Regions from separate parts of the Homo sapiens genome. Here region 1 is linked to region 2. A link is a contact called in ENCODE Hi-C or POLR2A ChIA-PET data. All regions are on one chromosome and are shown on one strand. Each heading gives the region's core, a stretch centred on a gene start or an enhancer-like site at or near the end of the contact. The rest is flanking DNA. Distances are from core to core; before and after follow the strand shown.

What was found. A loop is a pair of places that touch in the nucleus more often than their neighbours do. ChIA-PET counts read pairs that join two places held with the same protein, here RNA polymerase II (POLR2A).
Region 1: POLR2A ChIA-PET joins it to region 2 with 17 read pairs in PC-3. The contact joins the promoter of PEF1 here to the promoter of FABP3 in region 2. A Hi-C loop is called at or near these places in 1 of 168 maps with a recorded cell type or tissue (heart left ventricle). POLR2A ChIA-PET finds 5 or more read pairs at or near these places in 2 of 52 experiments (PC-3 and WTC11).

The regions. Positions count from the first base shown.
Region 1 is chr1:31,643,019-31,648,182 of GRCh38, reverse strand. PEF1 (penta-EF-hand domain containing 1) reads left to right here and starts at 3,307. Exons shown (of 5, transcript NM_012392.4): 1 at 3,307-3,342. The coding sequence starts at 3,319. PEF1-AS1 (PEF1 and COL16A1 antisense RNA 1) reads right to left here and starts at 4,047. Exons shown (of 6, transcript NR_184313.1): 1 at 3,887-4,047; 2 at 3,337-3,471. RefSeq lists enhancers at 2,838-3,177, 3,418-3,487, 2,807-3,577.
Region 2 is chr1:31,370,074-31,375,264 of GRCh38, reverse strand. It overlaps FABP3 (fatty acid binding protein 3), which reads left to right and starts at 2,189. Exons shown (of 4, transcript NM_004102.5): 1 at 2,189-2,323. The coding sequence starts at 2,251. LOC124903892 (a long non-coding RNA gene) reads right to left here and starts at 966. Exons shown (of 2, transcript XR_007065573.1): 1 at 878-966. RefSeq lists a silencer at 1,709-2,003.

The DNA.
Region 1 (5,164 bases), core at 2,058-4,557, 270 kb before region 2:
CCTGGGATCAAGTCCTACTTCTCCATTTATCTTTTTTTTTTTTTTTTTTTTTCCCCAGACAGAGTCTCTCTGTTGCCCAGGCTGGAGTGCAGTGGTGCAAACACAGCTCATTGCAGCCTTGACCTCCTGGGCTCAAGCAATCCTCCCACCTTGGCCTCTGGAGTGGCTGGGACTCCAGACACATGCCACCATGCCTGGCTAATTTTTTAAAACTATTTTTTGTAGCGATAGGGTCTCACTATGTTGTCCAGGCTGGTTTCGAACTCCTAGGCTTAAGCGGTCCTCCTCCCTGCCTCCCAAAGTGTTGGGATTATAGGCGCGAGTCACTGCGCCTGGGCTCCATTTATCTTTTTGATAACAGGAAGGTCACTTAACCTCTCTGAGCCTCAGCTCCTCATTATAAATGGGTAATAGTCTCTATCTCAAAAGACTGTGGTGAAAATTAAACAACACATAGTACTTAGCACAACGTCTGGCACCTAGTAAGCACTCAATACATGATAATAATAACTACTAACATTGAATTCATGCTAGGCACTATTCTAGGTGCTGAGGTTAGAGGACTACATAAGAAAATGACAATTCTACAATATACATGTAAACAAAGTGGACAATTCAACTAGTGACATGTATTATGAAAAAATAAGATAGATGATGGGAATGCTTGGGGGGCAGTGTCAAGAAACTCCCCCCACCCCAGGTGATATCTGAACTGAGACCTGGATGATAAGGAGAAGCCAACCAGTGAAAAGTCAAGGGAAGACTATCCCAGACAGAGGGAAAAGCTAGTCCAAAGACCTGGAGGCAGGAATGAGCAGGCAGTCAGAGACCAGCCAAAGCCAACATCCAGGAATGAGCTCTGTACATTCCAGGAATGGCACAACCAGGCCGGCATGGCTGGAATGAGGCAAGGGGGACAGCAACAGCAAGAAATGAGGCTGGAGATGCTGGTATGTGTGGCCATGAATGTCATTAGGATGAGTTTAGCTTTTATTATAAGAGTGATGGGAAGTCCCCAGGGAGTTGAAGCCAAGGAATAAGATAACCACTCTGGCTGCCTGTGGAGAAAATGAAGCGTGGGGAGAAGAGTGAGAGCAGGAACATTGGTCAGTCGGCTATTGTAGTGATCCAGGCACGGATGATAGTGTCTTGGACTACAGTGATAGTGCGAACAGGGAGAAAAGAGCAGATGTGTACATGTTTGAATTAGAGCAAATGGAGATGAGGGAGGTGAGGGAGTGTGTGGAGAAAAAAAGGACACACAGGAATGATCTTAGGTTTTTGGCCTGAGAGACTGGGTGGATTTTCTGAGATGGAGAGGAATGGGTTTTGGGGAAAACACCAAAAGAAAACTCTTATACAAGGCAGGCTGGAATACCACACAGTGACAGTACCAAGTGCAAAGGGGGAGTGGCAAGAGAGAGTGGCTAACTCTGGAGCTAAGGGGAATGTGGGAGGGTTAGGTGGAGAATGGAATTGGAACTGAGCCTTGCAGGACTGGAGTTGGGAGGGCTGCTGGTCCAGGTGAAAGGAGTGGTTTGAACCTAAGTTTGGGGCATGAGCAGGTATAATAAGCTCATTTTCAAATTTACACATTTGTTCCTGTCAGCTAAGAAAAGTGAAATTTAGAGAGGTTAAATAACTTGCCTAAATAAAATGTGGTAGATATACACTGTGGAATACTATGCAGCCATAAAAAAGGAACAAGATCATGTCCTTTGCAGGGACGTGGATGGAATTGGAAGCCATTATCCTCAGCAAACTAACAGAGAAACAGAAAACCAAACACCGCATGTTACCACTTATAAGTGGGAGCTGAATGAGGAGAGCACATACACCACTGGGGTCTGTCGGAGCGTAGAGGGAGGTGGGAAGAGGGAGAGCATCAGGAAGAATAGCTAATGGATGCTGGGCTTAACACTTGGGTGATGGGATGATGTGTGCGACAAACCACCATGGCACACATTTACCTATGTAACAAACCACATCCTGCTCATATACCCCTGATCTTAAAAGTTGGAAATTAAAAACAAACAAACAAAAAACCTGCCTAAGGTGATACAGTTAGAAAGTGATAAAACAAAGATCCTCCCTCCAAAGCAGAAGTGCTGAATGGTGGAACTGAGCACAGAAATACAGAGTAGCAGAAGGGGCCGTAAGATTGGAAAGTTGAGGCTGGGCCAGATTCTGAAGGGCCTGGAGTACCAGAATGAAGAGATTGGGCCTTATTTTGTAGGCGTGGATGAAGAGCATCCATTGTAGGCTGTGTAGTGGGCAAGTGGCATGATCAGCACTGTGATTTTGGAAAGTGCACTTGGTTAGATAGATGGACTAGACTGGATAACAGTTCGTAACATTCATTTATTCATTTATTTTAATAATCGTGTCAGTCGCTATACTAGGTACTGGAGTTATAATGACAAGCAAAAACAGACAAAACCCTAGCCCACATGAAAGAACTTGACAAAGAAATCAAATAAGCACACAAATAAGTGTAGAAACGGAACCACTGAGTGGCAAGTACATGGTGCTGAGATCACTCGGTCACCAGGATTTGACCTACGATGGGGACCGACCTAGACCTCCCTGCTGAGAACTGGACATCCATTGACCCCGGTTCTAGGCGACCCACTGTGAGCTAGGGCAAGGCAACTGCCTCTCTGCACCTCAGTTTCCCCATTTATGAAGAAAGAGGCACTAGATAATTCAATTTTCCTCCAACTCTAATGATCTGGGGTTTTTTTCTCCAAAGACCACAGATCTGTATCCCACTACAAGGGTACTAACTGGTACCCAGTACCTTGACATTAGAGGAGTAATTCCGCCATCGCCTCTCCCTACCGGGAAGAGTCGGTCGGTTCCCCGTTGTCAGGGCAACCGCCTGGCCACCGCCCCTCGTCTCCTTTCCCGCGGCTCATCTGCGGAAACTCAGGAGCTACTCCAGCAATTACGTCACTATCATGCGTCCCATTTGCCAGGTTATAACATGGCTACCGCAGCAACACCCCACCCAGGCTTCTCACTAAATTTCCCAACCTGACCACCTCTTCGGCCCACTCCACCTCAGGAAAAGGAGGAACATTAGCGCTGGTACAGCCGCCAAGACTTCCGGAAGCTCCATCAATCACTTAGCTCCCCTGGTCTCTCGGGTAGGCATCCGCCCACCGCCCCCATCGTCACTTCCGTCGGCCGACAGCACCCAAGATTGACAGGCGCGGACGTCCAATCAGATGCGGGCCCAGCCCCAAAGCCGAGACGAGGGGCGGGTTTGAGAGCGGAAAGCCCCACCCCTTGCCTGAGTGTGACGTCAGAATCACCATGGCCAGCTATCCTTACCGGCAGGTGAGTGTGTGAGGGGCCCGCGAATCCAGGTAGCGGCGGTGCCAGGCGCAGGCCCGACGTCCCCCTGCTCTTTCTCCCCGCTTTCTCCGCGCCCTTCCCACGATGGGTTCGCTTCAGCGAGGCCTTGCGCTGTAGAGAACCGAAAAGGGACCGTCGGTCGCGCCCTGCTCACGTCATGAAGGACCGCACATTCGCGAGGTCGTGTCGCGCCCCCTTGACGTCGCTCACTCGAGGATTTGGGGACCTTGGACCCCACAGGTCCAGGCTGGCGCTGGCCTGGGCTCCACAGCCTCCCAAGGCCCTCATGGGGGCCTTGGGCGGGGGCATCAGCCATGACCGGAGGTTTAGAGTTCTGGTTCCGCCGATCTCATTTGGGGCGTCGGATAAAAATCCAGGCTTCCGGACCCACCCCACACTGCATCAGAGTCATCAGGAAACTCTGGTTGTAGCAGGCGCCACAAGTGAGCTGGTTTGACCACTGACTTAGTTCAACACCGCCATTTCGCGTGTAGAAAAGTGAACCCCGAGAAGACACAGAACTTACCTGAAGTCACCAGGCAGTTAGGCAGCAGGGCCGAGGTCAGAACCCGGGCTATCTTCAGATGCCTCTTCCCCAGCGTATCTTGATTCAGTCAGGAATACCGCAGCAAGGTGATTCTGTGGCCAGAATTCTTTGTTGGGTGATAGTAGGGTGTTGAAGTGCACTTTGGTGTCAGAGGTAGGTTCATATCTTAGCTCTACCACCTAAATAGTTGTGAGCCCTTGAGCAAGCTGTTTTGCCTTTCTGAGTCCAAGTTTCCGCCTGTAAAATAGGGCCGAATAATAGGATCTGCCTCATAAAGCTGTTGTGGAGAGTCAGGAGGTGATGCTTACGAAGCGTTTGGTACATAGTGAGGTGTAACATGTGTTGCCCTTTAGCATTTTGATTTTTAGTAGACTTCTAAAAGGCCAGTGCCCGGAGGGTCCTCAAAATAGAGCCCTCATTTTACAGAGGAGGAAATGAAGCCCACAGAGGGCTGCGATCACACAGTTATTTAGGAGATGAAATCCATAAACGAAATGTGGGAAAACAAGATCAATTGGTATATTACACAGTGCTCAACTGAGTTTAGTCACAGGCCAAAAGATGTAACAGTCCTTCCAGGGAGTGCAGTCTTGTGCGGGTTACACAGTGTTTGGACCTCCATTATCCTAATCATGAAGTCCCTATCGGCATGCAGGTATTATTACCCCTAATTAACTGCTGAGGAGCAAACCCAAAGAGGTTAAGTGGCTTCCCAAAAGTCACACGTAGTAAGTGAGGGTGAGGCCATGACCAGAGCTTAGGACTTCTCTTATTGCATCCTTAGAGAGAGGTAGGAAAGAGAGAGGCCAGTGCGGGCTGGAGTTAGGAAGTGTAGCATAGCAGTTGCTTCCTAAAGTCCATTCCATTTGCTGAGTCTTGGGAGGTTTTAATAGATATTGTTAATATAGGAGGATTCTGTAGTTAACTAAAGTTTTGGAAATACTCTTAAGTATAGCTGAATAAGTTTATTGACCACAAGCTATTTCAGAATCCTTAATTTGCTAATGTACATTGTAAATCATCCAGAAAGGAATATAATATGCAGTATTTCTTAAACATATCTAACCATAGAAACTCCGCCTCCCGGCTTTCTTTTCAGATGTCTGGTCACTTTTTTGACTCTAGTATTTCTGAGGAACACAGGCTGAAAAAACATTCATAGCGCCTTGTTTCCCAGTGGCTGGTCTTCTGCCTCAGAATCAGCTGAGAGCTTGTTTAAGAAAGCACACTTTTGGGTCCCACTTCAGACCTGTTCTG
Region 2 (5,191 bases), core at 940-3,439:
AATGGAGACTCAGAATGGCTTAAGTGAATTGCCCAAGGCCACACAGCTAGTACCCAACAAAATTCAGATCAGAACGCAGATCTGCCAGCAGCCATTAGCCCAGCCCCAGCTCTCCATCATTGCATTACAAGGGCCACATAAGGAGTCAGTTCTAGTTCCTGGCCACACAGTCCTTGAGAGGAGGCCCTATGTGTGAGGGCTGCGACCTTGAGTCAGAAATCATCTTTTCCCCCTCCTCCTCTCCTGGCACCTGTTCCAACAGTGAGATCACCAAGGCTCCATGCCCAGCCCTGAAGCCTGTCCCTATAGCTTTGGCAGAAATGAGCCTCTGAGTCTTCTGGCAACTGGACCGTCCAAAGGAATCAAGATCTTAGGGTGGGGAGAGGGCTCTTCCTCCCTGGCCTTGTTCTCAGAACAGTCCAGGGAAGGGAGGCAGGGTTTGCACATGGAGAAACAGAGTCCCAGGAAGGAGGGCCTGCCATACTCTACGCACGTGGCAGGCCTCTGGGCTCCTGTGTTGGCTCCTGCAGGCCCACCCTGGACAGGCTGCTGCTGGCTGAAATTCAGTTCGGCACTACTCCTTGGTGTGCAGGGCCTCCTGCCATCCCTCAGAAATTCATTTATACCTCACTTCCTTTGAGAAGTCTACATTGGGCCCTCAGGTCAGGACAGGACAGGACTCCCTTTAGAGGCACCACGCTAGTTTTATGTCTGGCTGCCCAGAGGTGAATGTGTGTCTTGTTCCCTGTTGTCTCTCTCCAAAGCAGGGCCTGGCACAAAGTAGGTGCTTTATTAACTGCTGAATTAATGAGTGAGCTCCTCAGAGCTTCAACTTGTTCACCTTTTTAAAAAGAGAAAATAATACAGTAACACCTACTTCATGGATTTTGCTTTAAAAGTCCAATGAGGCCAGGTGTGGTGGCGTGTGCCTATAGTCCCAGCTGCTGGGGAGGCTAAGGTAGGAGGATCCCCTGAGCCCCGGAGTTTGAGGCTGCAGTGAGCTATGATGGCGTCACAGTACTCCAGCCTGGGAGACACAGCGAGAGACTTTGTCTCTAAAAAATAATAATAAAATAAAAAGTTCAATGAAACAATACACCCAAAGCCCTCAGCATGCAATAAATAGCAAGACAAGGCAGGTCTTATTTTTACTGAAAGTGCTTAGTAAACTATACAGTGACAAACCACCGCACAACAGGCTCTCGAAAGGAGGCAGCAAATTACCCAAAAGTGCAGGCGGCTTGCTAGTGTGCACAGGCCAAAGAAAGGGCGGCAGGTGGGGAAGGCAGCCATGGGCCTTGAAGAGCTGACCGAATTGGCAGAATTTCTGCAGGAGGGGAGCTGGGAACGACCTGAGCTAAAGCTCGGAGCTGTGCGAAGAAACCGGAAAAGCCCAGAGCACTTGCAGGGGCGGGTGGGGAGCTAGATGGTGGGGTGGGGTGGGGACGGAGGAGGGCCAGCAGGAGACATTCCGCAGGGAGGGGCAAGCACGTGTGAGGCGGGCGGGGCGCGAAGGGTCAGGCTTTTGCTCAAAACAGGCAGAGGACAAGGTCAGCTCAGCCGCAGACCGAGCCGCTGGTGACTGTCTCCGCCACCAGGCAGTGAGAGTGAAGGGAGAGCGCGAGCTCTGAAGCCCGCTAGACTAAGCTTGCAATCTGAGCTCCATTCACCCCCTCCTATTTCTTGAGACCTTGTCAGTTCCCCTGTGAGCCTCGGACTCCTCACTTGTAAAACGAGGACAGATGCCCGTGCCAGAAGTCAACCAGAGCTTTCCCCGGCGTGGGCACCAGCCCAAGGGCGTTTTGCTTTTCTAGTCTCATCTCTGCTCTGACGCTAAGCTCAAAGAGGGACTGGGGGACGGGAAGATATCCACCATGGCATGCGCCCTAGCTCTCGGGCTGGTGTTGGCTGCTTCCTTCTCAGATTCCAGAGTGCCTAGAGGCCAGGAAAGGGAGAAGGTCCTACCAGCCTGGGGTAGGGACTCGGGGGCCAGGCACTGGCGCTGACGCAGGCTAGCAGGGCGCCACTGGCTGGTCCCCACCCACCTCGGTGGGTTGGGGGATGGGCGCACCAGCCCCTCCTGGGTGAGCCCTAGCCTGGGGCTTCCTATTTCGGGAGCCGGGGGCGTGGGCCACGTCTCCTCATGTGATGCGAGGGCTATTTAAAGCGGCAGCCCGGGCAGGGAGCCGCCGTCGGAGCCCTTGCACGCCTGCTCTCTTGTAGCTTCTCTCAGCCTAGCCCAGCATCACTATGGTGGACGCTTTCCTGGGCACCTGGAAGCTAGTGGACAGCAAGAATTTCGATGACTACATGAAGTCACTCGGTGAGCAAGCCGCGGGGCTCAGGATGTTGGCTTGGGGACTGGCTGGTGGCGTGCCTAGCCCCACGCAGCACTCCTGCCGCATCCCTCCTGGTTAAGACTGGGGAATAGGGGAGCGCGGAGATGGCAGCCTGGCCTAGAGCAGGTGGGGCCTGTTCAGAGGGGGCTTTGGTGGTCCAAATCTGGTTAGAGACCACGGTAGGGAGGTGGTGGAAGGAGGCAGCTGTGTGGGAGGCTCTTTCCAGGAAGAGGGATATGTGATTTGGAGGTAGGAGGAGGGTTTGGATAAAGAACACTGATCACAGGAAAGGGAGTGTAGCCAGGGGAGAAAAAGAACAGGGGCATGGGTAGTTTAGAAATTGGAGGAGACTGAACCCAGAAAGGGAATGGGGCAGCCAGGGAGTGTACAATGATGTAAACAAGTAGGAAATACCTAGGAGGAAAAAGATTAGTGGGGAAAAAACTGTGGATCAGTGAATCAGATATGAGAAGGACGTAAGACAGGAACCTGCAGTAAGCAGCAATCCCCATCTCTGCTTGGTTAGGGAAGAGAATTCTTGCTGGAGAATGCCCTTTCTCACCAGCCAGTCTGACCTTGTCCTGCAGTCTATGTATCCAGGCCTTCATCACTGTCTGTGAGCCTCGTGGTAGGGTGGGGCAAGAGGCCCATGATCAGCTGGGCCTTTCCTGCAACCCAAGGCTCACCTATCTGTGCGAGGGGTAGGCAGAGAAAGCCATTGGACTTCTGATGTGCAGTAGAGGGTCCCAAGGCAAGGTCAAGACCTGGGAGGGAGGATCACTGGTTTAGGAGGATGTGGAGAACTGCTGTGGTGTTGGGATGGAGAAGAATCAGGATTCAAAGAATCTCACAGGTGAGGAACTTGGAGATTCCCATACCATCTAGTTCAACAGGGAAACTGAAACCAGGAGAGTAGAAATGTATTATAACAATTCCACAGCAGAGCCAATATGAAAATCTAAGGTTTCTAGATCTGTAACCCAGAGCTCTTCCCACTACCCTACAGGCCCTGCGAGTGGGAAGAAAAGTAGAAACTGCTTAGCTAATGATTGACCTCAGCCCTTCTTCTACTGCTTTGGGCTTAGATGGAGAGGTCAAAGCTCTCAACGGCCTCTACCCTATCTTGGGCGCTATGCCCAGTAATTCTAGGCAGGCAGTCATTCTTAGAGGAGCAGCCCCCAGCCCCCACGAACACAGCCCAGCAGCTATTGGGAAGTTGGAATGCCCAGATTTAGTTCCTCCTTCCAAAGCTGGGCCAGAGCTGAGTCTTGAATTGAGCTGCAACAACTTTACCATTCTTGTTCCCTTATTCTGCCCCGAGTTGGGTCAGCGGGCTGGTCTCCCTGAAGTCCTGTTATCTTTCAGCAGCTTATGTTAAGGCAGCCAGCATTCTCATCGTAGGAATGGAAAGCCTGGGAAAATACCCTCCTCAGCTCTCAGTAAGTAGTGCTGGCTTCATTTCTAAGTAGAACCCAGATCTCCCTGAGTCTCCTAAATTCTGTCAGCTCAATATTCTTAGTTTCTCTTGGTTCAGACCCTCACTCATCCCGCAGTGGTTTCCTTTTCAAACACTCCATACCTCTGGGTAGATCCTAAGTGAACAGAGCTCCCAGTGCCGTGACAAGGTCCTGCTCTGTGCAAGGGAGTGTGATTGGCCTGACTCATCCTGATACCAAGGGGCAATGCCAAGTTCCTCACTGGCCAAGCAAGGGTGGGCTGACAGCATAACAGCAGAGGCAGCCCCTGCCCCTCCTGCTGTAGACCTAGGGCTCTCAAGGGGCAAAGAGGTCCCGTCTAGTACCAGTGACCACAGGCACAACTGCTGGCCTGGATTGAGTATGTGCTGGACAGAATCGCCCAGTGAAAATAGTCAACAGTTTTGGAGCCGAGGTTCAAATCTATGTCAGTAGTTTATTCTCTTTGAATTTCGACAAGACACTTCGCACTCTTCATTGTAAACTGGGGATAATCTACGCTTCGAGGCTGTTACAAGCATTAAGTAAAACAACCCATGTAGGGCATGTGCAGAGTACCTAGCTTCCAGCAAGCACTATGTAGCCAGGTACATTTGGAGACTTTACACACACCACCTCACTACACTGGGCTGCCTCCTGCCTCACCTTTGCCTTGGAAGACAGTTCAATGTTAAGCTGCTGGGGGGAGAGGGGGCAGTCATGATTAGTTCTTTGTTCTTTACTTGGTTGCAGGACACTTAGGACTTTGCCCAGTACCCAAGGAAGCCATGCTTGGGTCAGGAAGAGAGTCTCTGTAAAGCCTTAGACTGGGAGTCAGGAGACGGGTTTGAGTCTAACTCATTGTTGCTACCGCTTTAGGCTCCTCCTGAATCTGCACAATAGGACAAATACTTCCTTTGTACCTAACTCCTAGATCATAGATAACAGGCTTTGAAAATGATGGGTTGCCATGTATAAGGGACAAGAGCACTAACACTTCTTAGTTTCAGGGTAAAAACTTCCAAAGTTGGAAAACTCCTATGCCTAAGGCTTTGGAAGGGAAAGTCTATGTTTCTCTTCTTTCCTCAGCCTTATTCCTAAGGCTTTGAGAGCTTTTCAGGTGCCCTGGAAGGCAGCCTTATGCTCCAGCCTTGGGAGGTAGTATAGCTGAGCACTTAAGCAAGCTCTGGACTCAGACAATTCTGGGCTTCAATCTCAGATTTGTGACCCTGGGCTTTACCTCTGTTTTTGTATCTGTAACGTGGAAACAGTCTTCAGAAGAACAGGAAGAACTAAATGAGATAACATGTACAGTTCTTACTACACAAAAAGCTCATAGTACTTAATAGTAGCTTTTTTTTTTTTTTTGAGGTGGAATCTCACTCTGTTGGCTAGGCT